Linked DNA regions of Homo sapiens: region 2 is linked to region 1. The links are chromatin loops, found by intact Hi-C in ENCODE. Cell type or tissue: psoas muscle. All regions are shown on one strand. Each heading gives the region's core, and the rest is flanking DNA. Links, peaks and the distances in the headings are about the cores only. Region 1 overlaps ZNF664-RFLNA (ZNF664-RFLNA readthrough). Region 2 overlaps ZNF664-RFLNA (ZNF664-RFLNA readthrough).

Region 1 (15,028 bases), core at 2,868-10,867:
GAATGCACAGAACTTTCCAGGTGATGCAGGACAGAACAGGCATCCCTAACAGAAAATGGCATGTGCAAAGGCCCTGCAGCAGGAGCATGCAGGAAAGAAGGCAAGGTTGTCTGGGCCCAGAAAGGGACAGGAGTGTGGAGAGGTGGGTAGGGGCCAGACCCCACAGGCCCTTGCAGCCACGTTGAAAAGTTTTGCTTTATTCTAAAGCCAACAGGAAATCATCAAAAGGGGTTAAGGGAGACTGGAGCTGGGGGTGGGAGGGCATTCACTTTATTGAACCCACTTTTGGAAAGATCACTCTGCCTAAGTTTCTTTAAAGCCACCCTGGGCTGGCGGAAAGAAAGATGTATGGGACATGGCTTGTCCTGCAAGAAGTTTACAATTGAGATGGAGACATGGAAATAAACTGTCTGGAGAAACACGTGATGAGGCAAATGAATGACCTAGAATAGCACTGTCCACTGGAAATAAAATCTAGACCAGCACCCTCCTCTAGAAATACAATCTAGAACAGCACCCTCCTCTAGAAATACAATCTAGACCAGCATCCTCTAGAAATACAATCTAGACCAGCACCCTCCTCTAGAAATAAAACCTAGGCCAGCACAATCCTCTAGAAATAAAATCTAGACCAGCACCGTCCACTGGAAATAAAGTCTACACCAGCACTGTCCACTGGAAATAAAATCTAGACCAGCACCGTCCTCTGGAAATAAAATCTTGACCAGCACCGTCCACTAGAAATGTGAGCCACAAATGCAAGCTACAGATATAATTTTAAATTTCCTAGTAGCCACATGTTTTAAAAAGAAACAGATTTCCTGTACTGGGATTCTTCTGAAGACAGAGTGGCTCTAATCACTAGGAGAAGCTCTACCCCACCAAGAAAAAAAACGAAAACAAAAAAACAACAAAAAAACAGAAACAGGTAAAATTAATTTTAACCAATATTTTATTTAACCCAATATATTTAACACGTTTTCAACATGTAATCAGTGTAGAATGTTATTTATGAGCTTGTTTCACAATCTCTCCGTATTTTACATCTTTGAAATCCAGGGTGTGTTTGATGCTTCCGGCACATCTCAACCTGGACTAGCCCTGTTTTTCGTGCACAGCAGCCTCGGGAGTTTAGGGGCTGTCAAACTGGACGACCTGGGTCTCGGCGATAGGTGCTAGAGGCTGTGGCTTGAGCTAAGACTTTTAGGCAGGAAGGACGGGAAGAAGGCAGAAAAGATATTTCCAAATGGGAGTGGGATAGAGAAAAATCCAAAGTCAAGTAACACACGCCAAGTGGTCACATACAAGAGCATTCATGACTCCGTGGTGGGTGACAACCAGAAGTGAGAAACACCTGCGTGTGATGAACAGAGGCCTGAGCGCCTGGTGTAGTGGATCAGTCCAAAGGAACAGTAACCCTCACACCCACGAGGATGGCCAGAATCAAAAAAGCAGAGAATAACCAGTGCTGGCGAGGAGGTGGAGACATCGAAGCCCACATACATTGCCGCTGGGAGTGTAGGATGGTGCAGCTGCTGCAGAAAACAGCCCAGAGCTTCCTCAATCAGTTAAACACGGAATTACCCTAGGACCCAGAAATTCCACTTGGGTCTATATCTGGAAGAATGGAAGACAGTGTTCTCACCAGAATGTGTGCACGAATGTTCACAGTGGCACTATTCACAGTAGCCGAAAGGTGGAGACCACCGAAATGTCCTTCCCCAGATGAATGGGCGGACAAAATGTGGTGCATGCTTGCGTGTGTGCATGTGTGTGTGTACACTGGGATATGATTCAGCCATAAAGAGGAATGAGCTCCAACCCATGCTACCATGTGGATGAACCTTGAAAATATGACGCTGAGTGAATGAAGCCAGACACACAAGGTTGTGTGGTGTGTAATTCCATTTATACCAAATATCCAAAATGTGGCTACAGCCAGAATGTCGATAGATCTATAGAGACAGAAAGCAGATGGAGGTTCGCCAGAGGCTGGGGGAAGGGAAGGAATGAGGAGTAATTACTTAGTGGGTAGGAGGTTTCCTTTGGGGGTGATGAGAACATTCTGGAACTAGATAGAGGTGACTGCACCACTGTGATTGTCCCAGATGCCCCAATGGAAAAGTGTATTTAGTCTATCTTGCCACATAGAAATAAATTTTCCAAAATCTAAAAAAAAGAACTCTAGAGCTACCTCTCAGTCAACATGGACATATTTCACAAAACAGCATTGAGAGGAAAAAGCACAGCATTGAGAGGAAAAAGCAAGTTGCAAAAGAATACGGTAGCAGGGGTTGCTGCCGCCACACCCCACACCTCCCCAGCCCACCCAAGCCCCTGGTTCCTGCACACAATGGCTGCTTTCCACTCCAGGCACCTGTGTCGCCCTCCCTGAAGAATTCCTCTGCCCACACAAGCAGTGCTTGACCAACGTGATGGACGGGAGGTATCAGAACACCGAAGCATGAAGGAGAGGCCATAGACTCCAGCTTCCCCGGCCTCTGGTGGGGACAAGGCTGAGTTGTGTCCAACACTCTCTGAGCCCCGAAGGCTGGCCCCTGCCCACAGCCGCCTCACCAGCTCCCCTTTGTTGCCTCTTCTCCCTTCTGTTCCCTGCGTCACTGGGCTCCCAGGCTCACCTCCCACGGAGACTCTGCACCAAACCTTCTCCAGATCTGCTTTAGGGGAAGCCAAACACAGACAGACCCACGTGACATCCAACCACAGAGGCCAGGCTTGAAACCATGCACCACAGCAGACGCACTGCATGGGTGGTGACAGGCTCAAGACACTCGAGGGACCGACAACACCAAGTCCGGGGTGGTGGCTGCTGCCACTCCCGCTGTGTGGGGGTGGGCTGGGATAGGCTGGGGATGCCCCCTGCGAAGGGCACCCCAGGGGTCACACACATCGTGGAATCATTTACTTCGTAAGCACGGGTGGCAGGTCCCCGGGGGTGGTGATGCATGTATTTCTTGAACGCCTGAAATATTTCATCATCATCACGAAGCAAAGCATGAGGTAGGTGTGTTTGGCAGCCAAGGCATTGAGAGGGATGGGGCATTTCGAAGTGGAGGATAGGGTGAGCCTGGACTCCTGCCCAAGCAAAGTGGGGTGGCACTGGGTGTCCTACGGGGGGGAGGCCGGGAGACAGGGCTCTTTGTGTCACTATGCCTGGGACCCACGGGTCCAAGGCCGTGAGCGGCTCCTGAGGCAGGGAGGCCACCATCACAGCTGCAGTCAGATGGCACCGTGGTGAGGGGTGGCGCAGAATCAAAAGAGAAAAAGGCGTGTGAACACACTTCAAAGGCAGGTCCCTAAGACCTCTGGGCTTAATTGGAAGTTGGCGCCAAAAGTGAGTGAGGCGTTGGAGGTTTCAAGTCTGGGTGACGAGGTGAATGGGAGGACCCTTGGCAGGCGTCTGGACACCCAGAGGGTTTTATTTATTTTCATCTGTCAGGGCAGGGGGCTGGAATGGGTTTGTGCAGGCTCACACGCCATTTGTCCTGATTTTGGAGACAGGCTGAGACCAGGAACCCTCTGACCTCATCACGTTGGATTTCCAGGTAATCCTGCAGCCCCTACGTTGTCCTCCCCTGAGCTCAGAGCCCCATTCAGCCCTCCCAGCCCTGGCCACGTCACCTATGGGACCCCGGAATGCATTTCTGAGAGGCAGGCTCTGGCTGGGGTCTTACCCCACCTTTCTCAAACACTTTCTGTCCTGGGGCCCATGCACTCACGGCTCTTAGGGAGATCTTGGTGGGGTTCTGTGTCCCCTCTGACAGAGCCTAAATGCCCCCAATTCTTCACCCCCTTTTTCTAGCCACACCCTTTGCCACGTAACTTACTTTTCCCAGCTTTATTGAGCTTTATTTAAGTTTGATGGATTTTGGTGATTGTATACAGTCATGTAACGGCCCCCACAGATGAGATCTAGAGCACTTAGAAGATCCCCAAAACTTCCCTGTGCCCCCTGGCAATCAAACCTCACCCTCACCCCCAGCTCCAGGCAATCACAAACCTTTCTGTTGCTATAACTTTGCCTTTTGTAGCATTTTCTATAAATGTCTCCTCTTGAGTTTAGCTCCTTTCACTTCCATAATGCTTTTACACTCATTCACATTGTATGTGCATCAGTAATTCACTCTTTTTTGTTGCTGAGCAGGATTCTGTAGGGTGGATAGACTACAGTTTGCTTATGCACTCACCCATTGATGGACATCTGAGTTGTTTTTATTGGGGTGATTGTGAAAAGATAGCCCAGTGCTATAGACATTTGCATATTGGTCTTTGTGCAGATGTAGCTCATTTCTCTGGGGTAAACACTGAGTTGAGCAATTGCTGGGTTGCATGGTAAGTTTATGTTTAATTATAAATTCTGCTAGACTATGTTCCAAAGCTCTATCATTTTGCATTCCTGTCTGCAGTATGTGCAAGTTCCACTTGCTCCACATCCTTGCTAACACTTGTTATTGTCAGTCTTTTTAAACTTAGTCATTCTATGGGGTGTGCAGTGATAACTCCCTGTAGTTTTGATTCCTGCATTAACTTTGCAGCACCCTCTATGCTGGCCCTGGGCTCAGCCATGTGACTGGATTTGACCAACAGAATGAGGCAGAAGTGGCTGGGTCAGTTCCACATCTGAGTCTCAAGAGGCCTTGCATGTTTCTGCTTGGTCTCTTGCCCTCTGCTACACTCTTGAGAATGTCTGTGGGCTGGTCTGCTGGAGGGTAAGGGACACATGGAGCAATGCTGAGTGGCCCCAGTTGTCCCAGCAAGACCAACCTAGATCAGCCAATGGTCAGTCTTTCTGTATCTTTCATGACCTTGACACTTTTGAACAATACTGGCCAATTATGTAAAATGTCCCTCAATTTGGTTGTGTCAGATGTTTTTTCATGATTACATTGAGGTTATACAAGAATACCACGGAAGTGATGTCATGTCCTCAATCCATCTTACCAGGGGTGATGTTAACCTTATCACCTTTTCACTGGAGACATTGACCTTTGTTAAGGTGGCATCTGCCAGGTTTCTCTCTGTGTATTTAATAAGTATCTTATGGGGAGATACTTGAGAACTTCCAAATGTCCCCTTTCTCTTCATATTTTTACTTGATGGTTTTAGCATGCATCATTGATTCCTGCCTGCAGTAATTAAGACTGCCATATTTGCTTAATGGTGACTTTCTATTTCATCATCTCTCCTACACACTCATTCATTAGAACTCTACCATCAGGAAGAGCTGTGTGTTCTCCCCATCCTATTTATTAGATCAATCATTTATTCATAGCAGTATGGACTCATGGATACATATTTTATTCTGTGGGCAATACCCGTTACTATCATTATTTGTTTTTCTTGGCTTGAATATTCTCAGATTTGGGCTTTGGGTGCTTCTTGTAGTTTGCCGCAATGCCCTTTTGATGTGATGCTATCATTATTTTTAGTACATCCTTACTTTCCAACAGTATGGGATCATCTTTGTTTTCCCCATCCCAGTCCTGAAAGTAGCCCTTTCTCCAAGTGTTCACTGGTTGCTTGGTTGGAGAATGGTGCATAGGAACCAAGATCTGAGTGCAAGGGTGCTCTTCACTGTTGGGATGTCATTGCTTCTGGGTGTGTTGGAGCCAGCAAATATATATATGTACACTAATTCATGCATGCACACATTTGCATTTATTTATACATCTATCCATCTGCGTGTGTATACGTGTGTGTATATGTGTTACCATGAGTTAATACCAATTACTCTGATTTCAATCCAACACAATGGGTTCTTTCTAATTATTTTTAATTTCTCTCAAAATCACTTCTTCTGGTTCTTCCAGAAAATGAGCTCTTCACCTAGCTTAAGAATGTAGAGATGTCGTGTATGGTTGGGCAGGTTGTTCACTGTCCAAGGGTGTTCCAGCTGAGGAGAGCGATGGGAGCTGAAAGCATCCATGCTCTACTCCCTAAGCTCTGCACTCTAACATGTGCTCTGGGTCCACCAGAGTAAGGGATGCCCTCTTTTCACTTGTGCAAATGCACTGGGTGAGCTAGCAACAGACCTGGTCGACTGCTGTCTCGGGATATTTTTGTGTTTACTTGTGAAACACCCAGGCTTGGGCTGGATTCCCCCAGAGGCAGATTGTGAGCTGAGGATTTGAGTGCGAGGAGTATTTTGGGATGTGATTCCAGGAACCTCCCAGAGAGAAGCAGCGGGGAGTCAGGCAGGAAAGAAAGCATGCGTCAGGGAGCTGGTTACTACTGGGCCACCGAGGCTCCATCCCAGTAAGGAACCCTGGAAGACGGGAGGAACGCACCTTGGAGTTGCTTCCCTAAGGGATCAACTTCAGTTGGTCGCCACTCAAGGCTCCTCCTGAGGGGAGCAGGCACAGAGTCCCTGGCACTTCTGGCCCTGAGTGCCCAGGGGATGAGTGCGTGACATTGACGGCTTCTGCTGTCCTCTGTCTCCTGCTTTCCCCGTGGGATGAACTAGCTTGAGAGGCACAAGATTCCTGAGCAGGCAGAGGGACTCTGTAGGAGTCTCAGAGCTCCTGAGGCTGCACCCTCGCCCTGGAGCCCCATGAAATCTTCAATTTTGGGTTTTATGAGCTTCACAAACCTTCCAGGGGCCTCTCCGGCTCCGGATGGGGTGCGTTGGAGGCCTGGTGCCCACGTGTCTCCTGGGCCCTCCACCTGTGCCCCGCCTGTTTGCACAGTGTGCGTGAGCTGAGCACCTGAGTTTGCTCTTTGAATCAAGTGTTTAACTCACTCACGGTAATAGTGGCTGATAATTCTTGAGCTAACACACCTTCTACTTTGCGGCCTAGCCTTGTTTGCCTTTCAGCCCTGGTTTATTATCTTCCATCGGATGAAGCTTAGGAGCACCAGCGCTGCCTAGGGAAACCCTGGCCCCTCCTTCCCTGGGATCATCTGGGTCCCCCAGGGCTCAGGCTTTACAACCCCTGCTGCTTGGTTACCCACCTCCCACCTGGGGCCCCTGACAGATCAGGGGACAAGCAGATAGAGGGCTCACCAGTGCAGTCCAGTGTATGCTGCCGGGCGGGCCGGAGCAGAGTGAGTCAGATTTGGCTTTTTATAATCATCCAGGTGCCAGGGTGGGCACGCGTCCTGGGTCATCCTTCCAGCGAGGGCTCACATCATAGCCTGTCACCAGCAGTAATTCAGCAGGAGGGTTTAGTTTCCTCCCTATGGGATCAGCGAGGGCAGCTGTCTAAGCCCCAGGCACACTGCCTAGGGCGGACGTGGGGGTGGGGGCCGTCCTCCTAGGGCTGCCCTGCCTCTTGGCAGGTGATCAGCCTTCACCTCCTTGTGTGGTTTAGGGGGGCTGCCTCCTGTCTATGTCAGAGGGCTTCTCAGAAACAGGCACCGCTGTAGGGGCAGCAAGATGACTTCACTTGGAAAATGGAATGTACTTAAACGAGATCAAGCCACCTCGTGGAGAAGCCATTCCCTTCCAATTTGTTTTAATCCTGCTGATTATTGCAAAGAGAAAGACTTAGCCTGGTGCTAATGAGTCTTTAATGCCTCTGAGGACTTCCTAAGTTTTCCTTTTTTTTTCTAAACAAGAAAAGTTAAGCCTCAGGCTGTTCATCCTTCTAGTTGGAATTTAATAACCGTGTTTTGTTTTCATAGAATTTACCTTTGGAGTTGTTTATTCATGGCAGGGCCTCCTGGTTTTCCATTTTGGGGAGTGATAGGAAGTTTTCCATTAAATTAATTTATTGTATATATTTTTTTACAGTGAGTCCTTAATATATTTTGTAGGTAATAGTATGGGTGAGGTTGGCAAACTATGGCCCTGGGCTAAATCTAGTGTATAGCATGTTTTTGTCAATAAAGCTTTATCAACACACAGCCACGCCTGTCATTTGCATATTATATTACTATGGCTGCTTTAATGCAGAGATGAGTAGTTGCATCAGAGATTGTCTGGCCCACAAAACCTGAAATATGGACCATCTGACCCTGTACAGAAAAAGTGTGCTGATCTGTTATATATGGTACATGATTGGTAATAGGTATTATATCAGTGACGTTGACAGAGCAAAAATATGGAAGGTAATATGCAAATAACTAAAGTACCGGAAAATACTTGGCAAATCCCAAGAAACTAAACAGAAATTCCATTGGGAGGGCCTTTGGTAACCACAGAAAATTTCCAGCCTTTCAATTGTGTGCCTGGCTGTTTGCCTGATCACTTTATCACTTTGAGATACTGCACTGATGACTCCATGAGCTGGAATTCACTGTGTTCATATCCTTTCCTGGTTCTGGGAGGATTGTGGTTGGGTACATTGGCGGCATAAATACCCAGTTTCTCCCTCTCTTTTTCTGTCTGGTCAGACTTTAATTTTCTTCTTTAACTTGGGCTCTAGACCTATGTCTGGTTTCCCACGCAGTCCTCTGGTAGCTCTGGTTTCCAGTTAATTCCTTAATTACGGTATCTACCTCCAATTCCGCAAGCATTTCCTGAGCTAAACGCTGAGTTGGAGATAGGCAAGTGAAAGACATGACCTGTCCCCACGGACAGCGCACATCGCAGGGAACTCATCACCAGCACCTCAGGGAGCTCTCATCACTATTGTCATTGCTGCCACCACCAGCAAGAAGAAGCAACTAAGCCCCAGTTGTTATCTACAGTGGACCACTAAACACTTGCCTAAATCACCAGGCCAGCTTAACAAAAGTGGCCCACTAGACAAGAGAGGACAGAAGACCGGGTGCCCTGGCATGTCCGTAGGGCCTCTGTGCTAACCATCCCCCAGGCCAGAAGTGCTCTCCCTTGCTTTCTCATGGCTGGATCTTTCTCAATGTTCCCTTTGCATTTTAAACATACAAAAGACCTTCCCTGCCTACTTGATCTACTAAAGTGCCATGGTTACTTTCTATTACTTTACTCTGTTTAATTTCTCTTGCAGCACTTCTCACTATCTGAAGTGATCTGGTTTGTTGATCAGCTTCTTTATTTCTGTCTTCCCTGATGTGAATACAAGCCCGCAGCCTGTCTGCTCAAGAGCTGTACCCTCAGGGTGTAAAATAGTGGCTGGCACAGTGAGTGTTCACTAAATGCTTGCCAAATGAATACATAAACCCTGTGGGTTTTTGAAAAAGGAACTAACATGCAATACCACCACTTGTGATTCTTCACAGTTAAAAAGGAAAGAGAAGTTTCACCTATGAGTTTTATACAGGGAAAACATGAACAGGTTTGATCAAGAGCCACAACATAAATTATAAAGTCAAAAATTAACATCATTAGAGATTTTTTTTGGCGAATTATCATGCCTGATGGTCCTTCTGCATCACTTTAATTCTTAATATTGTCATCATTGCCATGATCACCATCACCATGACAGCATTGCAGTTTGAGGATAATAAAATGTTAAGGACCCTAGAGAATATCTGGGGAGAGGCCTTGTCATACTCATGAAGAAATCCGAGGTCCAGAAAGATGACATGAATTGCTAAAGCATTTTTCCATGCAGTCCTCTGGTAGGTCTGGGTTCCAGTTAATCCAATTGTCACCACCACCACCACCATCACCACCATCACCTCCATCATCACCATTACCACCATAATCATCATCACCACCACCATCATTATCACCATCACCATAACCACCACCATCACCATCACCATCACCACCACCATCATCACCATCACCATCACCATCACCACCACCATCACCACCATCACCTCCATCATCACCATCACCATCACCACCACCATCACCATCATCAGGGTCATCACTGTCATCACACTGTCATCACTGTCATCACTGTCATCACCACCATCATTACCATCATCACCACCATCAGGACTACCATCCACAAATGAGCCATCTTTAGAATGCCTCAATGCTTGAAATACCCTAAGGGTGCCACAAGTGGTTCCAGATGAAAAACTCCTTAAGAACATTGGGAACCGCTATCTTGTCATAGCACCAACACTCTTGTGCAACGCCCCCTAGGCTGAAAACAGATCAGGGTCGTCTCCTGCCAGGAAGAGAAACTTCTTATGGCTCTGTTCAAATTCCCTAGAAAAATATCTGTGGCTGAGGAAGTTGTATAGTAAATTTTAGTGGTTTGTACATACAATTTCTAAAACTCCCTTTCCCCTGTTATTTATTTGCTTACTCTAATTTAAGCACTTAAGGAAGACCCAAAATTCAGTGAGTGAGTCCCCATCAACCACCAGAAACAGAAAACAGGTGTGTTGTGCTGACAGCCACATGACCAAGGCTGGGAGGGCTCCCCTCCCTGAGACGCCAAGATAAACACACCCACAGCATCGCCCTGGAAATGGTGGCTTACAGTTCAAATGCTCAGGAGGGGATAGGAAAAAAAAATCAGGACAGCACCATAGAGAACAATTTCCGTCATCAACTTCTGTGCTCCTCCTAAGGGCAGAGGACCTGCAAATTACACCACAGCCCCTTGAGTAGTTTCCACAAGGACCGATGTTGATGGGGATCTAGAAAAACAAAGGCAAGCCATGCCCCAGACAAGTCTCCATCTCAGAAGCGGAAGTCCTTGGCATAAGCCAACCATATTGGCAAAGCCCTCGCTGGGTGAAAAGTGCAAAGCGAGGACAAATTGATGATGAGAAAACCAAGTCTGAAGATTTACTTGGACAAGCTAAAGGCAAGGAGACAGAGCTGGAGCTGAAAAAAGAAATCCAGTGTTAACAGGAGGTGCCCAGTGTGTTAACGGCTGTTGTCCAATATGGTAGCTGCTGGCCACATGTGGCTACTGAACCCTGAAATGTGGCCAATGCAACTGAGAAACTGGATTTTTAGTTTAATTTAATTTTAATCAACCTAAATTCAAAAACTGATACTTGATTCAGTTGTTAGGAAACTTTTGAAGTATGTTTGAAACAACTTTAGAAGGTGAATCTAGCTTTTCAACTGTGAACGGAGTCTTTTATGGAATTTACAGTTTTTAAATAACTGATGAAATGTACATAACTTTACAAATTTTCCATTAACATATAACATGCAAATTGACATACAAATAAGTATAAAATGCACATTGGATTTCGAAGACTTGGTACCAAAAAATAATGTAAACTATCTCATTCGTATTTTTTAATATTGTTGGCCTGTTGAAATGGTAATATTTTAGATGTGCTGGGTTAAGGAATATATGTTATTAAAATTATCTTCACCTACTTCTTTTTATTTTTTCATGTGGCCAATAGAAAATTTAAAACTACATATGCAGCTTGAATTCTGTTTCTATTGGACAGGGTGGCTGCAGTCAGTCGGGAGCTGACAGATACTTCTGGCCAGAGCGGCTGTTGACACCGCTCAATTGTTCTGGTGTCTCCTGTCCTGTGCCCACTCCCCGGCCACCACCTTGGGAGTAAATGTTAGCTGAGAAGCTGTTGCTCACCCAGAGAGGAAGTTGGGTGTAATTAGAAAACCGAATCATAACTTAGATATTTTACAGCTCCCTCTGTTATCATGGACTCTGGAACATTCCACAGAGTCTCAATACCCTGAGTAATTTCTGGGGAATTCTGACTCTGATCACCCAAGTAATTGGGTCAGCCTTGGTCTGACTTCTCAAAACCCCAAAAGTCCTATGCCCTGAATATGCCAGACTCTGTGGACCAGCTGATGTACCCTGAGCTGCCGCAGGAAGATTCTAGAGTTTGAGATACATAAGAATACAATGGTTTTGTAAATCTAAAATTATTTCAAATTAAAAAGTTTATTTTAAAAAATATGTAACAAGTCTTGGGCCTGAAGCCAACCTGAAGATTCCTCATTTTATGACCCCAAGATATGGCTTAGTAGTTCCTGAAGGAGTCATTCTCTAGTTCTCTGCCTACCAATATGGCAGCCACCAGCCCTGTGGGGCTACTGAGTGCTTTCTCCCTTCGGGTGGAGATGGATCACATGGAGATACGCCACACATGTGAAATACACACCGAATTCCAAAGGCTTAGTATGGAAAAATCATGCAAAATATCACCTTAATAATTTGTATATACTGATCACGTGTTGAAATGATAATATTTCAGATATACTGGGCTAAGTAAATTACATTATGAAAATTAATTTCACCTGTTCACCTGTTTCTTTTCACCCTTGTTAGTGTGGCCACTAGGAAATTCAAAATACACACACAGTTTGCACTTGTGGCTCAAATTCCATTTCTTTTTTTTGAGATGGAGTCTTGCTCTGTCGCCCAGGCTGGCGTGCAATGGCACCATCTCGGCTCACTGCAACCTCTGCCTCCCGGGTTCAAGCGATTCTCCTGCCTCGGCCTCCCGAGTAATTTTTATATTTTTAGCAGAGACGGAGTTTCGCCACGTTAGCCTTGCTGGTCTCAAACTCCTGACCTCAGGTGATCCACCCGCCTCGGCCTCCCAAAGTGCTGGGATCACAGGTGTGAGCCACTGGGCCTGGCCTTTTTTTTTTTTTGAGATGGAGTCTCGATCTGCCGCCCAGGCTGGAGTGCAGTGGTGCAACCTCAGCTCACTGCAACCTCCGGCCCCTGGGTTCAAGCGATTCTCCTGCCTCAGGCTCCCGAGTAGCTGGGACTACATGCGTGTGCTATCACGCCCAGCTAATTTTTAGCAGAGACAGGGTTTCACCATGTTGGCCAGGCTGATCTCGAACTCCTGACCTCAGGGGATCTGCCTGGCTCGGCCTCCCAAAGGGCTGGGATTACAGGCGTGAGCCACCGTGCCTGGCCTCAAATTCTATTTCTATTGGACATTGCCACTCCAGGACATCCTTCCTCCACCCTCAGAGGATGAGCTGTTCTCCTCTGATGGACACCTCATGAGATCCTATTCTGCATCTGCCCAGTGTGGCCACAGACAGGTCCCACCTCTGTAAGCCTCGTTCTCCTCGAGGAGAGGAGAATGCCTGTAACAGGTGAGAGAGCCTGGAAAATGGGTACTATAGTATTGTCTATGTCAGGGGGATGCTATGAGGAGTATTACCTGCAAAACGCTCGCTGCCCTGCCCACGGCATCAAAACCCTTCAGTCAATAAATCAAATATTATTTTTCATCTCTACTCCCACCCTTCCATCCGCTCTTGAGTCTGACCCTTTTTCATTTACCTCCAAGTTTTGCTTGCTTTCTCAACCCTCCTCCAAAACATCTTCCCCTCTTTCCCTACAAAACCCTTCCATCTTCAAAGATGCTTGGTTCTTCCCAGTTCTTGAAGTAAAACATCTCTTTCCTTGGACTTGTCTGATGACGGACTGTTCGATTTCTCTCCTTCCCTTTGCAACTCATGCGAGTGACCCACGTTTCCTTTGTCTGCTTTTGACCCGTCCACTCCTTTCAGGACCCCTGGTCAAGCCAGCCTCTGCCCACAGCCCGGGACTGACAGCACTCTCCAAAATTCACCGGGATCTTCATCTCACCACGCCTAAAGCCCCTTTACCCAGTTTCAGCCTTCTTAGCTTTTTAATTTTTTTAAACCAAGAACAAGAAAACTTCAAAATGCTCATTTAAAAGTACTTTTAATTACAGCAATCCAGCCCTCTCCCAGTGGGTCCCTAGGACTCTGCACCTTCCTGGGATGAGTGGGTAGGAGGTTGCCTGCATTTTTAATCTCTAAGCTCTTTGCGTTTGGGGAGTGAGGTCGTTCCTGTTTGGAAAGGCTGTTCTTATCTGGATGGAGCCCCACCTGTTTCCCTGGAGGGCAGAGTTCGCTGGGGAGTAACAGGAGTTAAGGCCTCCAGGTCCTCACAATCTTCATGTCACATGAGCTAAGCAGTAAACAGCTCTCCAGGACCCAAATAAAAAGGTCTTTATGGAGAGAACAAACACAAAGAAATGCCAGGATCCAATTCAAATGAATAAATAAACCCAGTTCCAAAGGCTGCAGGCCACAGGATTTCGGGGAGACTGAGCCAAGCAAGTTGGTTTCTTGAGAGTTGTTTCTGAAAGGGAAGGAGGAAGAAAGATTTCAGGGCCCGTCAGCAGATCCCAGCATCTCCAGACCCAGATCCATGAGCCATCTAGAAGTGAAAGAAGTTTCCCAACCAACAACTGTCCTACCAAATGTTGCGTTGGAAAATCAAAGTGAGATGACTCTCACAGGACCCGGGAACAGGGGACTCCAGGCATCCCGGGCCTGTGCGGGAGTTGGGGACCTGGGAGATGCTGACAACCAATGCAGGCTCTAGCAATCAGTGTCTTGTGATCTCAGCAACGCTGGGTCATCTGTCCCATGCCAGCATGGGGGGCTGGCCACTCTCTGTCCTGGCCTCTGCCACTCCATCCTTGTACAGCTTCACCCACCTCACCCCCTTCTCTGATGACTTTTTCTTTTCCCCACTGTTTCTTGTACTCATAATGTTCACACAAAGCTTCTCACAGCCCCGCGCCTGATGGTCCCAGCACTCTCTGCCTTCTCCGTGTCCAGGTTTCCGCTTCAGTTATGATGAGCCAACTCTCTCTGTATTCCTTATCTGAAATCCTGAGAATCAGATTATGGCGACAGAATCTCCTGGACTGCTAATCCCTTCTCATGAGCATGTTGTCAGATCTTGCCCTCGGCAGGAGCTATGCCGCCATGGCCCTAGCCAGGGAGCCTGGGTCCAGCAGGCACCCTGATTGGACAGGCTGGCACAACTTTCCTTCTGCAAGAGACAAAGCAGCTCACCCATCCATTCAGTCCATCAACATTTTAAAAGTATTTTTTATGTGCTGAGCGCTCAACAAGGAAACATGGGAGAAATAAACATCATTCTTGCCTTGCAGGAGCTCTCAGTGTGGAGAGAGGGACAGAATCATGATCAGCACCTAAGACAAGACCCAAGGTACAGTGATTGAGCTGGGGGCACCAGGAGTGAGGGTTAGTCACGTAGTAGAGACCATCAGGAGCAGGGCTGAGTCCCTAGGGCAGGTCGGAGTGTAGCCATAGTAAGTGTGGGGGAAGAGAGGATGAAAGGCACACACACAAAGGTTTGTTGGGCGGTATGGGTATTGCTGGCCCATAAAACAGAGACAAGAAGTGGCAGGAAATGAGTAGAAAGGGACT
Region 2 (15,028 bases), core at 2,890-10,889, 58 kb after region 1:
AAACAATGATAAGACACTCCTAGGTGTCCAGAATTCTCTCAAGCAGGGGCTCCCCTGGGGCCCGGACATCAGCAGATACCAGGAACCTCATTGTGCACTGAGTCCAGCACAAGTACAGAAAATAAATCTGAAACGGGTATTTTCCTCAACTTGGATTATTTTTGCAGTGATCGCGTTTCCTTGTATGTTAAGAAACCTTGGGAAATTATTTGCTTAACGGGAGCGCTCAGTATTTCTCAAAGTCTTTTTTTTTTTCAATCTTCTTTCCCTTTGCTCTTGCTTTCCTTCTCTTTGTTTGAGTTTTGAGCAAAAACTTCCTGCCCGCTGTGATATTTTCCCCATGAATGTCACCAAACTAAGTAGGCTAGAAAAACAGTTGTAGGAAATATGAGGAATGGCCAGGAATCAGGGTAAACAGCAGCCTGGGAACCTTCCAGAAGAAAGTGCAGTCAGCGACTCTGACCTCGACTCCTGTCAGCAAATTACTCCAAAATCAAGTTGGCCATTTGAGTTCCATGGACGGGTTCCCCTTGCAAGACACTGCTTCTTTAAGTCCCTTGGGCAGGAAGTGGCGATTCCAGAGGTCCCCCTTGGCATGTCCTTGAGGGAACAAAGAAAGGGACACACTTCGGACCCCGTCTGTGTGTGAAGTTGGTGATGGGGCATGACCATGATCCAAAATTCACCCGGCAATATTAAAGCTGGCCTGGGTCTGAACTCATGAAAGATAATGATTTGAATTTCAAAGGATTAAAAGAAGCTCATGGAAATGATGATTAAGCCCTTGAACATTTAAAAAAAAAAAAGATTAATTCTGAACCAAAGAGCTGCAAAAAAAAGTCAAATGTGAAGGGAAGAATGTCAATTGTGCCCTTAGAAAGTCTTGCTGGGAAAAAATACGGAAAGTAAAAGAAAAAAAATCATTGTCATTTTTCTGCTCTAAGAATTACAGCAGAGTTCCCAAGCCTTGTTAAATTAAGATAAAATTAGCTTATTGCATTTTTATCATTTTAGATTTATTTTTCAAGATGAAGTTCCAACGAAACCTCTTTTTTCTCTCTCCTTTTAACAATATGTGAGCTATGACTCCATGTCAAGTAGCTTGGCTTCAGGTGCCCTTTTTCTGGTACCTATAACCCTTGGAAAAAATAAAGCCCTCCTGTTCTTCCATTAATGGATTTGTCTACCAGACTGATGTCACTGAGAGAATTCTTTCATGTCCCTGTCCTGTTGCCAGCAGTTGGCATCTAGACTCCACTGAGCTGAGGTCCCCTTCTTCTAGAATCTTCTGCATGAAGAAAGAGCCCCTTCTTCTCACCTTCTTTATCTCTTCTATATTGGTCAGGATAAGTGACAGCAGCTACTGTAACAAACAACCCCTGCATCTCAGTGGCTTAAGGCTCAGCTGTCAGCCCGAGGGTTCTGCTCCACACAGTCATTCACGCACCCAGGCTCCCTCCATCTTGTGGCTCCACCCTCCTTGATACCCTCGGAGTCCTCTTTATTCAGCCAGTGGATGAAGAAGGAATGCGAGGGTGGTTTCTATGGGTCTGGTAGTAGTGCACATCCATTCCACTCACATTGTAGTGTTCAGAATTCAATCACATGGCCGCACCTAACCACACAGAAGCCTGGGGAATTTAGTACAGTGTGGTTTCCTGGAGGAAGAGAAGAACTTGAAAACCAGTGAACATTAGTGATCTTGCCACATTTGCTACTTTTTCTTTCTCTCTTTGGTATCACCTCCCTGTTCTAGTTCATCTCTACATTGATATACCTGGCTAAGGCAGTTCAGGCTGCTGGAACAAATGACAATAGACTGAGTGGCTTAAACAACAAACATGTATTTCTCATATTTCTGGGGGTGGGGATGCCCAAGATCAAGGTGCTGGCAGAGCTAGTGCTTGGTGAGGACTTGCTTCTTGGCTTGTAGGCAGCCTCCTTCTCACTGTATCCACATATGATGCAAAGTAGAGAGTGACAGGAAGCTCTCATGTCTCATAAGGGCACTAATCCCATTCATGGGGGCTCCACCCTCATGACCTAATCAGCTTCCAAAGGCCCTACCTCCTAAGACCATCATATTAGTCATTGAGATTTCAACATATAAATTTGGGGAAGGGGGACAACACAGACATTTCATAAAAATAAAAAAATAAAAAACACACAGGCACTCATGTTTTTCCCTACATAGCAATAATCCTTTTTCTTACTAAACCTCCTAGATTCTGTTGACCAAGTTGGTCTTCCTTGGTTCAGAACAGCCTGAGTGTCAGAAATGTCAAGTTACATGAGCATCCATGTCCATCCATCCATCCTTCCATCCATCCATCCATCTATCCGTCCATTCATCCTTCAGTCCACCCATTCATCCATCCATCCATCCATCCATCCATCCATCCATCCATCCATCCATCCGTCCATCCATCTACTTATCCAGACAATATAGTTAATGATCCCCCATGTGCAAAAGCATGGTGTGATGTGCCGTCCAGAAAGAAAAAAAGCATAAGGCGTGCTTTCTGCCTTTGAGGAGTTGATAATCCAATTGGGGACATAAGAACTAAGCACACACAAAGCTAGCAAAGACACCAGGCCCAGGCATGTGGAGACGAGCAGGAACCACTGAGAAGCAGAGGCCTTGCGGGCTGCTCCCCATGCGCCTGCACCCCCCTTTGTCCAGACACACAAGGATGTGTCTGGGAGTTCTTCCCTGGTGCCCTCCATGAACTCTCTTCCTCAGTTCCCTCTGGTTCTCCACGGTTGGTCTCCTCGCCCTCCCATACCCATTTCTCTTGCCTTTCTGTGCTTCTTTTTCCCCACCCATCTCCCCAAGCCTCTCTTCACCTTCTTCCTGGGACACAGATGCCTCCAGAGTGTGCTAGCCTCAGAGCCTTTGCAGGAACAGAGGAAGCCTCAGGGCCTTTGCACCTCTGTTTCTCTGCCAGGACACCCTTTCTCAGGCTCTTTGCAGAGCCGGCCCCTTTTCCCCACCAGGCTCTCGGTTCAAAAGCCACTTCTGAAGGATATTTGTGGCCCGGCCTCTGCCGTGGAAAGCCGCTCCACGGGTCTTTCTCTGCCCCATCACCCATTTTATTTTTATAGTATTTATAACTCTCTGAAATTACCTCATTTAATTATTTTCTTCCCCCAATCCCCACCCCAGACTGGATGTCCCCCAAGAATGAGGACCAAGTATGACTAGTCCCTGGCTCTGTCCCCCATTGACCGGCACACAGTAGGTGCTTACTCATCACTGCTGATTGAAGGGATGACAGACAGCCCCCTTCCCCTCCCCTCCTTTAGCATCTCAGGACTGCACCAGGAGCATCACTGAGCCCTGGCCACTCCAGGACCCTGCCCTCCGGCTGGGCCTGGTCCCCAGACTCTGCCCTTTCTGGAGCTCCGGGCAGCGTGCCAGGAGCCTGGAGCCTTGCATTAATTCCTGCTCAATGCCCTTTGTCTTCACTTTCAGCTGAAAAACCACACAACCAGAATATTTGCCTGGACTTGCGTCTTCCTTGAGGAATGAATGGAAATGGTGTGCGTTTGCCACGCTCTCTGGCGTACTCACCCTGTGGCATTTCGGGGGCCAGTGGGCCCCTGGAAACTGTGCTTCCTCCTTGCCATCTCTGCATTTTCATCAGCTGGGAAGGACTCACTCTCTCTCCTGAATGCCTTTCAGCCACTTGGCTCTTACCTGGCTGAACTTCATGCTATATATACTTTTTTAAATTTTTAAACATTTTTTTGCATGACTCAAGTGAGCATCAGAACATCCTATATTACTTTTAATGTGCACAGATGTCCTTCTGGTAATTTACTCAGCTGTAGTTCAAAACGACTGTTCCATTAATGAGTTTTGTTTTGTTTTTGCCATGATGGCTCTTGAAAAACCACAGCACTTTTTGGAGCCCTCCTTTTTTTTTTTTTTTTTTTTTTTTTTTCAATATAACAACTTGTTTATCCCCAAACCTGCTAAATCAACAAATGATGTTTTGGCATTATGGATTCAGGCAGACACAGTCACCAATTTATGTGACATCACAGTTTCTAGTCAGACAAAATAACTGGAAAGCAATCTGGATGGTGTGCCACATTTAGAAGATCTCAAAACATTTGCTTTGCACAGATTCGCCGAGTGAGAGGCATGCAGAGGGGGCAGTGCTCACACTTTTCATCTGCTGTGCACGGGCGCCATTTCCACGAGTGTCACGCACTATTGTGTTATCCAGAAAGGTATATGTGTTTCACTTTAAGCATTCTACAACTTGGGAGCAAGAGAATTGTGAACCCCTAAAAAGCTGAAAAACGATAAAGAAAGTGGTGTAGAAAGGTGGGTGTATTGAAGGGGATTTCTTGAAGGTAACTCTAGACTCACCCTATACCACCCGCTACTCACCCTATACCACCCGCTACCCACTATTGCAGGGGTCGGCCAACTTTTTCTATACAAGGCAAGATTGCAAATAGTTTAGTCTCTGCAGACTATGCGTTCTCTGTTGCAAAAGGAAAACATAATAGTCATAGTATCTGGGGCTATCGTCTAGCACAAAGCTCTTTACCAATGCATCAGCTGGGGTTTGTGGAGTTTAAGCCTTGTCAGGGAGCAGGATATCCCCAAGATGTCAAAATATCTCCCCAGAGCTTCCTGATAAATCACAAAGGGAAAGCTACCTTGAGCACGAAGAAATGAGGTGGATACCACCTCCACCCAGTGATCATCCCTAGCATGACCAACAGTGGGACAAGCTGACGGGATGTGCCTCCTGAAGTTGATGGCGCAACATGGACCCTGAAAAATTCCTGCAAAATTGTTTATCCTACATCGAATCCTGAGACAGCAATCAGACAAATCCAGATCATGGGATGCTCTACAACTGGCCCAAACTCGTTAAAACTAGCCATGTCAGGAAAGGCAAAATAGGCTTGGGGTCTGTTAGGGTCGAAGAATTAAAGAGATGTTACTACACAGAACTGGGATTTCACCCTGCTGGCCAGGGAAGACATGGCTGTGCCACAGTCTCACAGACTCAAGCAGAAGACACAAGACTCCTGGGTCAGAGACAAAGGATGTTATTACTCACAATAATCACAGAAGCCAGGGGGTCAGCATGTTCTTGAGCCAGTTCCCCAGCTCTGGTTTCCACAGGGCCACTAGAAGGGGCCCAGGTGACCCTTGCACATGCAGCTGTTTGCACGACAGGGGAGAAATCCAGAGTGTAGGGAACCCGAATCTTTCACAGTGGGTAATAAGCCTGCCTGAACTTTTCTCCAGAGGGAACCATTATTTTTATTACAGTGGACAGGAAGCATGCCTATCCTTTGATTTGAAGAGAGACGCTATCTCTACCTTTCAAAACTGTTCTCCCTACAAACGTTATTGAAATGATAGCCCAGAATGAAGGGCGGCCAAGGCCTCTGTTTGCAAGATGGGAATAAACACGGGAGACTCATGAAGAATTGTCTCCTAATAGTGACAACGAAATGCAATGTGTGTGATCGCTTCTCTGCCTTTTGGCTAAGATCAAGTGAAATGCAACGTGTGTTTGAGCCCTGGGTTGAGAAAGAAAACAGCTTTAAAGGACATTGTTGGGAAAATTGGGGACATTTTGATATGGAATATAGGTTATATAATTGTATCAACGTTAAATTCCCTCAGTATGATCGCGGTATTGTGGTTCCATATCATCTTTCTTCTTAGGAGGTGCCGTTGAAGAGTTTTGGGGCAAAGGGGCATGATGTTTACCACCAATTTTTACATAGTTTAGCAAAACACAAAACAAAATAAACAGTACACACACACATACGAGAGAGAGAGAGAGAGAGAGAGAGAGAGAGAGAGAGAGATCCGATATGTCAACACCCAACAAACCCAAATGGTACTTGGGTTTTCATTACATTATTCTTGCAAAAATTCAGGGGGACCCAGCTTCCCCCAAGAACACACAGCTGGCTCTTGGCCAAGCCTGGCCGGGAGCGACCTTCTTCTGACTTTACGGAGTGTGTTTTCACTACACTCAGTCTCTGATTTTATCCCTGCCCTGGCTTAATTAAGTGCTCTGAAGACATAAATAGGTTTTTTGTTTACTCAAGCTTGGGAGAAGCTGGCAGAAAAGGCCTTTTCAGCTAAAAGCTCCTTACAGCCGGAAGGTGTGAAGCGGCAAGTTTCCAGCCGGGAAGAAGCCTCTCAGCCGTAGGCGTCTTTGCCCGGAGCTGTGAGGTGAGTCCAGCAGCCCCACTGTGGAGTGGGAACGGGAGGGGCTGCGGGAAAGCCAAGCCAGGACGCTGGGTGGCAGACCGTTAGAACAGCTTTCATTACTCACTGAAAGCACTGGGAATCTGGAGGCTGTCCTGGACACGCACATACAAATGGCAGCAGAACGTATGCCCAGGTCAAAGGCACTTTGAATTCATTTTGTCCCCGCTTCCCTGTCTTAGTAGGGCAGGTGGTCAAGAGCTGGTTTTATGAGTGGACACCCAGGGCATGGGCCCTGACCCCCAGACAGCTGCCCAGCAAAGGCGGGCTGCAGGCTCCGAGAGGACACGGGCTAAAAATGAAGAGGTGAGTCACTGCTGGAGCTCTGTCCAGGCGTGGACATCTGTGGTACAGCTGGGGACTGAGCAAGGGCACTGCGGAAAAGTCCCTCGGGTGAGACAGGCCACCGGGGAACATGCGACTCCCCGGGGCAGGGAGGCATCCCTGGGCCAGGCACTAGGACCTGGCCTGCTGAGGATGCAGAGTCCCAGGTCTCACGGTTGTACAGTCACCGGGACCTTCACTCTGAAACATTTGACCACATGCCCGGCTGGACAGCTCAGACAGGGCCTGTAAGGAGCGTGTGATCAAGAAGCCACTCTTCTTGCCTCTGTTCTCGCCGCCCCTTTGAACTCCTCCACTTCAACTTCTTCTGTGGCTACTTTCAAACCCTCAGGGATGTTCAGTGTTACTTCTGCATTCCCTAAAAATAGGCAAGAGCCCGGGGCTCTCCCTAGGAAAGACAAAGATTTCGCTGACACCGCAGTTCTCTCGTCTTTTCTTCTTCTCAAAAGTGTATATGCATATGTGTGTGTGTATGTGTGTAGATGTGTAGACATGCGTGTATACGTGTGTGGGTACATGTGTGTATATGTATGTATGTGCATGTGTTAGTGTGTATATTTGTGTGTCCATGTATGTGCATTTGCATATGTGTGTGCATATGTGTATGTGTGTATTTGTGTGTTTGTGTATATGTGTGCATATGTGTTTACCTGTGTATATGTAGGTACATGTGTGTATGTGCATACATGTGTATGTGTATATATGTATTTGTGTTATGTGTGTGCTTGTGTGTACACATGTGTATTGTGTATGCATCTGTGTGTATGTGTGTATATTTGTGTTTATGTGTATATACATGTTTATGTGTGTACATGTATATGTGTGTGCATATGTGTGCTTGTGTGTATGTGCATATGTGTTTATGTGCATGCATAAGTGTGTGTGTGTCTAAATGTATTGATTATCTTGGTGATTTCACACAGAGAGGCATGAGGTGTGGTGATGAGAGCAGGGCCCAGCTGAGCCTGCGAAAATTTCCCTGGCACCATGCTGAGGCTTGTGCCTGGCGTGCCTGGAAGCATACCCCTAATATGCTTATATTTAATCTTCATTCACTACCTTTATTATCATCCCTGCTTTATGGATGGGGACACTGAGGCACAGAAAGGGCAGGCCAATTGCCCAGATCACACAGCCGGGACATGGTAGGGCCAGGGTTCAAACCCAGGCAGCCGAGCGTGCACATGGCAAGGAGACCCCTTCCTTGTCTGTAAGCCTCCTTGGAAGGCGAGCGGCCTCCAATGCGCTCAGATGGCCTTGTTTCAGGGCTCTCTCTGCAGGTCACAGAAAAGCCTTGCAGTTGTCAGGCATGACGACCTCAGTCCTCCTGCCTCCATGTCACGGTCCACTGGGACCCACTGACAGCCTTCCCCCACATCCACCCTAGCAGCCTCCAGTTTGGCTTTCTACTTAGGATAGGCTGTGTGACCTCAGGCAGTCACTTAACCTCTCTGAGTCTCCATGGCTCCATCTGCTTTATTTATTTATGATTTATCTTTTATTTTATTAATTTATTTTTTTGAGTTGGAGTCTCACTCTATTGCCCAGGCTGGAGTGCAGTGGCATGATCTTGGCTCACTGCAGCCTCTGCCTCCCAGGTTCAAGGGATTCTCCTGCCTCAGCCTCCTGTGTAGCTGGGATTACAGGTGTGCACCACCACACCTGGCTAATTTTTAAGTATTTTTAGTAGAGACGGGGTTTCACCATGTTGGTCAGGCTGGTCTCAAACTCCTGACCTCAGTTGATCCACGCACCTTGGCCTCCCAAAGTGCTGGGATTACAGGCATGAGCCACCGTTCCTGGCCTGCTTTATTTCAAAATGGAAATAATATGCAGCCAGGGTTCAAGTGCACGATGGTGCGTGTGCAGAGCTCTGTAAGCTGCCCAGGAATGCGCAGCCCTACTTCTAGGAGCCTTCCTTCAATGCTGCTTGGAACAAGTGGCAAATGGCTCTCCGTGAAAAAGCCTTTTTTTTTTTCCTCAACACCCTTCCCTCTGGCCTTCCTCGCAGAGTTGAGCTTCCCCCACACAAAGCATTCTGGGAAAATCCCCCTGATATGGGGAGTGCTTGGGGAGCCCTGGGCTGGGGCTTGGGGTTACCCCAGGTCACTTTTCTTTCTTCCCCAACATGTGCTCTGAAAAGCCAGTGACTTCAGAAGCTTGTGGAGGAAGGTCTTCCTTCCCAGGGGTGTATGGTGCATACATATGCATACACCCTTCTCCCCTTCTCTCCAACACGGGACCCGCTCTTTACGACCCCTTGTCAGGGATACCCCAATACCTCTTTTCTATTAAATATCTACTTTCTCTGCCCAATTTTTCTCTGCCTCCAAACTCTCCTTTCTTTCATCCAACTTTGTTTATGTGCATATGTGTGTATATGTGAGGAACTTTGGAAGCGATTTGGATCAGATCATTCTTTACCTGCTTCAAAACCTCTGCAGATTCTCCCATCCCTGGCAGATAAAGCCCCAATCCCTTAGCACAGCATAAGGGCCTCCGTAGACCTAGTACCTTCTTCCCTCTGCCCTTCCTACAGCGCTGGGCCTGGAGCAGACACCCCGATCTTGAAAGACCCCCTTTTCTGCTCCTCAGGCCTCACATTTCAAGTCCCTTTTCCTTCTGAGACTGGCCACAAGAGCCTCCTGCCCTGCCCACTGGCTAGCCCCTGGCTCAGATGAATTTATGGAAATTTCGTCTTTTCCTCCCCTCTTTGACATTTGCAGACCATCTGGTGCTGTGAGAAATAGAAGCTTCCACAGTACCGGCTTTCAATTGAGGGGCGGTCCCCAGCCCACAGCAGCGGATCTGAATAGGTCAGAGGTCATGGTCACTGGGGCCATCAGTGTGGGCTGCTCTCTGGGGCTTTGACCTTTGTAGTGCACTCATGTTCTGCCTGCTGTCTGGTGTGCACATATCTCTGACGGTTATCCACACAGGGCAGCCTGTTTCAGGGGAAACTTCCAGAACCCAGGTGGGCATAGTCATGAAGGCACTCTTGATAAGCGGGCTTCTAGATCAAGATGAATGGCACAAGGGGGCCAGGATTAGTAGAGTGGGGCAAGGGACTTTCAGGACATCGCCCAAACACAGAAATCACCACAAATGGTATTTCGCTGCAATGTTTTAAAAGTCAAAATGGATGCAAACAGTTCAAGATGAACAAAACATCAACATTTTATCTTATTTTGAGACAGAGTCTTGCTCTGTTGCCCAGGCTGGAGTGCAGTGGCATGACCTCAGCTCACTGCAACCTCCACCTCCTGAGTTCAAGCAATTCTCCTGCCTCAGCCTCCTGAGTAGTTGGGATTACAGGCGCCCGCCACCACGCCCGGCTAATTTTTTTGTTATTTTTAGTAGAGACAGAATTTCACCATGTTGGCCAGGCTGGTCTTAAACTCCTGACCTCAGGGGATCCACCCGCCTCAGCTTCCCAAAGTGCTGGGATTACAGGCGTGAGCCACCGCACCAGGCCTCAAAATATCAACATTTCAAATAAAGACAGAGGAACCCTGCAATTCTGAGACTCCACCTTGCCCGCATCCTGCCCTGCCCTGGGTAGCTATTGTGGCCAAGGGGTCATTAGTCCCTGAGATAAGAAGAAATTAGTTCTTGCCGAAGACTTTCTCCAGGGAAGCAGAAGACTACTGGGTCTGGGTGGGTGAGCATTTGGGAAATGTGAATTTCCATGTGTCTGTGTTCCAGAAAGAATGCCCCCTCCCCCCACCGCTTTCGTCCTAGTCAGTGACAGTAGTTCAGCCAGTCATTCTGGTCAAGTGGCCCAAGGGCTGAAGAGGGCCTGGCTTGCCTAAGAATTGAAGCAAATGGAATCCGTAGTCCCATTGTTTTTTTCCCAGAATGTTCCAAATATTCAAACCTCTGGTTAGTTGGGTCTGTTTGGGCAGCAGACTTCCAGCGTTCTTTCCTGGGCGACATGGAAATGGGCTGTAAATTCACCTGGTGACAGGTGCATGCCTGTCACCCTGTGGGCTCTCAGGAAGCGGCCCCACCCTCTGTCAGTGTCCGGCATGCACCTTACTCCTGCTGCTGCAGGGCCTGCGCCCTGCTGTTCCCTCCACATGGTGCGCTAATTCTCACTGCTTGGCTATTCAGATCTTATCTTTGAAAATCGCCTCCTCCAAGAAGCCTTCCCTGAACACTCCAAAGCCTTAAGTTGTCCCTTTGACTATTCTTGGTTGCAGCACCTCATTAAGTTCCTTCCCTTAGACTCACAGCCTTAGCTTCCTGGTGCATTGACAGGCTCCCTCATCAGACTGGGCCCTCCACAGGGCAGGGGCCTGCTGTCTTACGCCTGCCCGTTCTGAGGTCCGGCCAAGGCTGGGTGCGGAATGGGAGCCTGAGAACATCTTCAAAGTGCTGCCCTCAGTTTGGGGGTGTCCAAAGAGCGGATTCTGACACCCGGCTTCCCGCCCCTGATCTTGGGCTTTCTGCTGTAAGCTGAATGGAAGTGAGTGTGTCTGGGCACACTTTCACCCCTCCTGGAGTCTACCTCTGTTCTCTTCGCCCTATTAGCCTCTCCCACATTCCTGCTTTTCAAAGCAGTCCGTGGACACCCCCAGCTGCCCCGCTTGCAGAATGGAAGGATGGATCCTCAGGAGTGGGGTGGGGGGCGTCTGTGTGGCTGGGCGCTGGAAATGCAGACATCCTTTGCCAGGCATCTGATAAGAAAACAGTAAGGAAGGGAAACACGTGTTCTTCTCTCTTGGGAGGAAGGAAAAGAAGGGAAAGACCGGCAGGACCCTTGTTCATGAGCGAGGACCTGCCTGGAAAAAATGCAGGAACAGCCAGATGCCGGGGGATTCCCGGAAGTGCTGCTCATCGCCCCCGCCGCCCCCACCCACAGGTTCCACCCAATGCTTTCCACCCTTAAGGCCCAAAGAGCTGGCCCTGGGTGTGCGGGTAACCGAGACGCCAGTACTAGGGCTGTGGTGGCCCTCCTCCCCATCGATTGTAAGTTACAGAGAAAAAGAAAACTCTAAAATAAAGTTTCTCAAGCTGCTTTTATTGGGACTTCAAATGAGATGGAGAAAACCTCCAAGAGCACCACGAAATAGGATGATGATGATTACTCGTATGTCTTGGGATGACTTGGGGACCCCACAAGGCACCCTCGGTGCGCCAGTGTGGTGCTTGTTCCGGGAGTGGGGGACACACGCGCCTCGTGGGACTCCAGCTGCTGGCTGGGCGCGCAGTGCCCAGGAGCGGGAGGGCCTCGGCGGAGGCGCCGGGCCGGGGCTGTTGCCCACCGCGCAGGCCGGGGCGGGGAGAGGAAGGGGGAGGAGGAGGCGCCTAGAAAAGGAGGCGCGGGCCGGGGAGGTGCGGAGAGGGCCGGGCGGCAACGTGCGCCTCGGGGCTGGGCCGGCCTGCGGGATCGCAGCGCAGCGCAGAGGCGAGGCTGGGCCCGGCGGGCGGGAGCCGCGGAGGGCGGAGGGCGGAGGGCGGCGGCGCTGGCAGGAGCGCGGCCCACGGCGGCGAGCAGGCTGCAGGCCCGCGGGGATCCGGGGCGCGGGGGGCGCCGGGCCTGATCGCCGCCTCTCGCGGTGCCCGCAGGTCCCCGGGCGCGCAGCTCTCGCCCCGCCGCCGCCTGCCCCGGGCCCCGGAGCGCGGTGGAGAAGCCCCCGGAGGAGCGGGGGGCCCGCGCCCCGCGCCCCCCAGACATGGTGGGCCACCTGCATCTGCAGGGCATGGAGGACAGCCTGAAGGAGCAGGGCCGGGAGGGCTTGCTGGACAGCCCCGACTCCGGGCTGCCCCCCAGCCCCAGCCCCAGCCCGCCCTTCTACTCCCTGGCGCCCGGCATCCTCGACGCGCGCGCGGGGGGCGCCGGCGCCTCCTCGGAGCCCCCGGGACCCAGCGAGGCCAGAGCGGTAAGGAGGCGCTCTCTCTCCCAAACGGGGGACCGCGTGGGCGGGTGGGTGAGGGCTGCCCCCAGAGACGCGCGCCACTGCAGCAGCAGGACGTGCCTCCTCCTCTACCTGCCCCGCAACCACGAAGGTGGCCAGTGACAGCCACGCTTCTCAGGTGGGGACCAGGGTGTGTAGGGGGAGGTGATCCAGGCTGACCCCGGACCTGGAGACGGCTCCCTGGCGGTGGGCCTCCCTCCAGAGTGATTCTTCCTATTGTCAGTAATAATGGGGGGCTCATGGGGCGGGGTAAAGGACGGTCCGAAATTCCCAAAGAAGTTGGCTGTTGGCTAGGTGGGCTTGCGCCCAGAGGCCCAGCATGTTGCAGACATCTGGACCCGGCCCCTCTGCTGCTCCGGGTGCCCTGTTTACTGTCCGGGCGCTGCCAATGTGAAAGCCTTTTCTTTCTTTCTTTCTTTCTTTCTTTCTTTCTTTCTTTCTTTCTTTCTTTCTCTCTCTCTCTCTCTTCTTCTCTTCTCTTCTCTTCTCTTCTCTTCTCTTCTCTTCTCTTCTTTTCTTTTCTTTTCTTTTTTTTAAATAACCAAACCCAGACAGGATTCCTTCCTTCCCGGGATGTTAAGGCATGTTGACGTGGAGCTTAGGCGGGAGGGGGAGGCTGGAACCTCGGGTCAGGAAACTCAGGAGTTTGTCTCCTGCCAGACTAAGTCCAGCCTGGGGGTGGACTCCGGTGGGGACCCAGCTTGGCGCCTTGCCTGAGACTGGGCACCCCCCGGCAGGCGGGGAAGCATATGGGCCGAGCGGGCGCCTTTGCAGCCTGAGGAAATGACAAGTTGAAATGAGTGATTGCCCATCCCTGCCCGCTCTCTGGCTGCGCCCTGCCCACCTTAACAGCTTTACTGCTGGGGCGTGTGTGCTGGCTCCACTCCCCTTTCCTGGGGCCCCGGGGATTCTTGCCTGGCACTCACAGGGCAAAAAAGGCCTCCCCGCCGCTGAAAATCCTCCTCCCCACAGCGGAAAGGAGCGGCTCCCCGGCCTCAAGCCTCAGGATATGACCTTCATTCGTGCCTTGCTTGTTTCTTAGCCTGGTGGGTCCCAAACTTGGTCGCCCATTGGAATCACTTGGAGAATCTTTAAAACCCACCCACACTCACCGCCCAGATAGTCTCACTGAATTGATAGGGGGTGCAGCTCGGCATCAGGAGGGTTTCAGTCTCCCTGGGTGATTGTACTGTTCAGCAAAGTCTGGGAGTCACTATCTTAGACCAAATCATGCAGCAAATTTGAACTTTGGTCTCTTTATGGGAGCCTGGCGGGTGGAAGGGGCAGTGAGGACTTCCAGGAGTTGATAGAGGTGACCAGGGCTGTTTGAAGTGAACCTGATCTTGCTGTCTAAAGGGGGCCAGCTTTCCTGCCAGAGCCTCTGGGACTTGGCACTGTCGCCCATTTGAGCTGCACACTTTGGGACTGAATCCCCGTGGTGCCTTGCACAGTGGGGCTTGGAGAAAAACGACCTGGAATCCGCCTTCTCCTTGGTTCCTTCCATGACCCAGAAGCCTCCTTACAGAGGGTTTTCTGGAAGCGTTCTCTGCCATCCGGGCCAGCCCGTGGCTGCCGCAAGAATAGCATGGCTGGCTTACTTGTCTTGGCTCTTCTACTTGACTTTATTTTTTCCCCTTCCTGCTCACTAGATGCCAGGTATGAAACTGTGTTGCCCTGATCTTCTAATTTGGCTTAAAAGCAAAGCCCGGGGCTGTTTCCTCATGGGTTATGATACTTGGCATTTAGATAGCTCATACCGTGTGCCAGGATAACTGTCCTAAGCTCTTTATTTACACCAATTCATTTAATTTTCACTATATTCCCATGAAGCCTACACTCCAATTAGCCCCATTTTCCAGAGGCGGAAGCCAAGGCACAGAGGAGGTTAGCAACCTGCCCAAAGTTGCCCAGCCAGGAAGCGGCTGTGCTGGGCTAGACCCAGAGAGTCTGACTGCAGAGTCTGCCCTTCAACCTCATATTATCCCCCTTTTCACTGTGCAGCTAATTAACTACCTGTGATTTTTTTTTTATTGGAAAACAAAATGCCTGTGTACCTACCAGGTTTGAAGGGCTGCTTTCAATAAAAGGGAGAAAGGATTGCCTGGCGCCCACTCTTCTCAGCTTTGGGGCTTGCCGCTGTGGCCATGCCCACCCACCCATCGCCCACCCCACAGGGCGCCCCACCTCCCCGTTAACTCCCGCTAAACTTTGCTGAGCGGTGTTTAACCGCACCCTGCTCACTGACGACTCAGGGAGAGTGCTTTTTAGGTGCAAATATCGGCACCCCATACTGTCTCAGGACAAAGAGGCGGAAACCTGTGCTGCGCCTCGCGGCTGAGGGTTTCCAACACCCGAGGAAGAGGATGGGGTGAGCGGTGCCGGGTTTCCATGTGGGCCTCAGGTTCAGACCGCGTTTGGCAGGGTGGGTGTCTTTGTTCCACTATCCAGTGAACGACACCACCTTTCTGATAAAAGTTGGTGGCATATGCCTCAGCTGCTGGGA

What was found. A loop is a pair of places that touch in the nucleus more often than their neighbours do. Peaks named below come from ENCODE experiments on the same cell type or tissue, not always from the same donor. Only the 100,000 strongest peaks of a DNase experiment are listed, where the experiment ranks them.
Region 2: a loop joins it to region 1, with 2.0 times the contacts of the local background. A loop is called at or near these places in 2 of 110 quality-filtered maps.

The regions. Positions count from the first base shown.
Region 1 is chr12:124,225,386-124,240,413 of GRCh38, forward strand. All of the region lies in intron 3 of ZNF664-RFLNA (ZNF664-RFLNA readthrough), which reads left to right. Among named protein-coding and RNA genes, the nearest start is that of RFLNA, 62 kb to the right of the region's middle. In psoas muscle, for the core only: no CTCF peak of the experiment used is centred there; a DNase peak (open chromatin) is centred at 7,106; H3K27ac peaks cover 407 bases.
Region 2 is chr12:124,283,148-124,298,175 of GRCh38, forward strand. The region is part of intron 3 of ZNF664-RFLNA (ZNF664-RFLNA readthrough); the gene reads left to right. RFLNA (refilin A) reads left to right here and starts at 11,946. Exons shown (of 3, transcript NM_001365156.1): 1 at 11,946-12,489. The coding sequence starts at 12,283. In psoas muscle, for the core only: no CTCF peak of the experiment used is centred there; DNase peaks (open chromatin) are centred at 6,254 and 6,584; H3K4me3 peaks cover 611 bases; H3K27ac peaks cover 1,257 bases.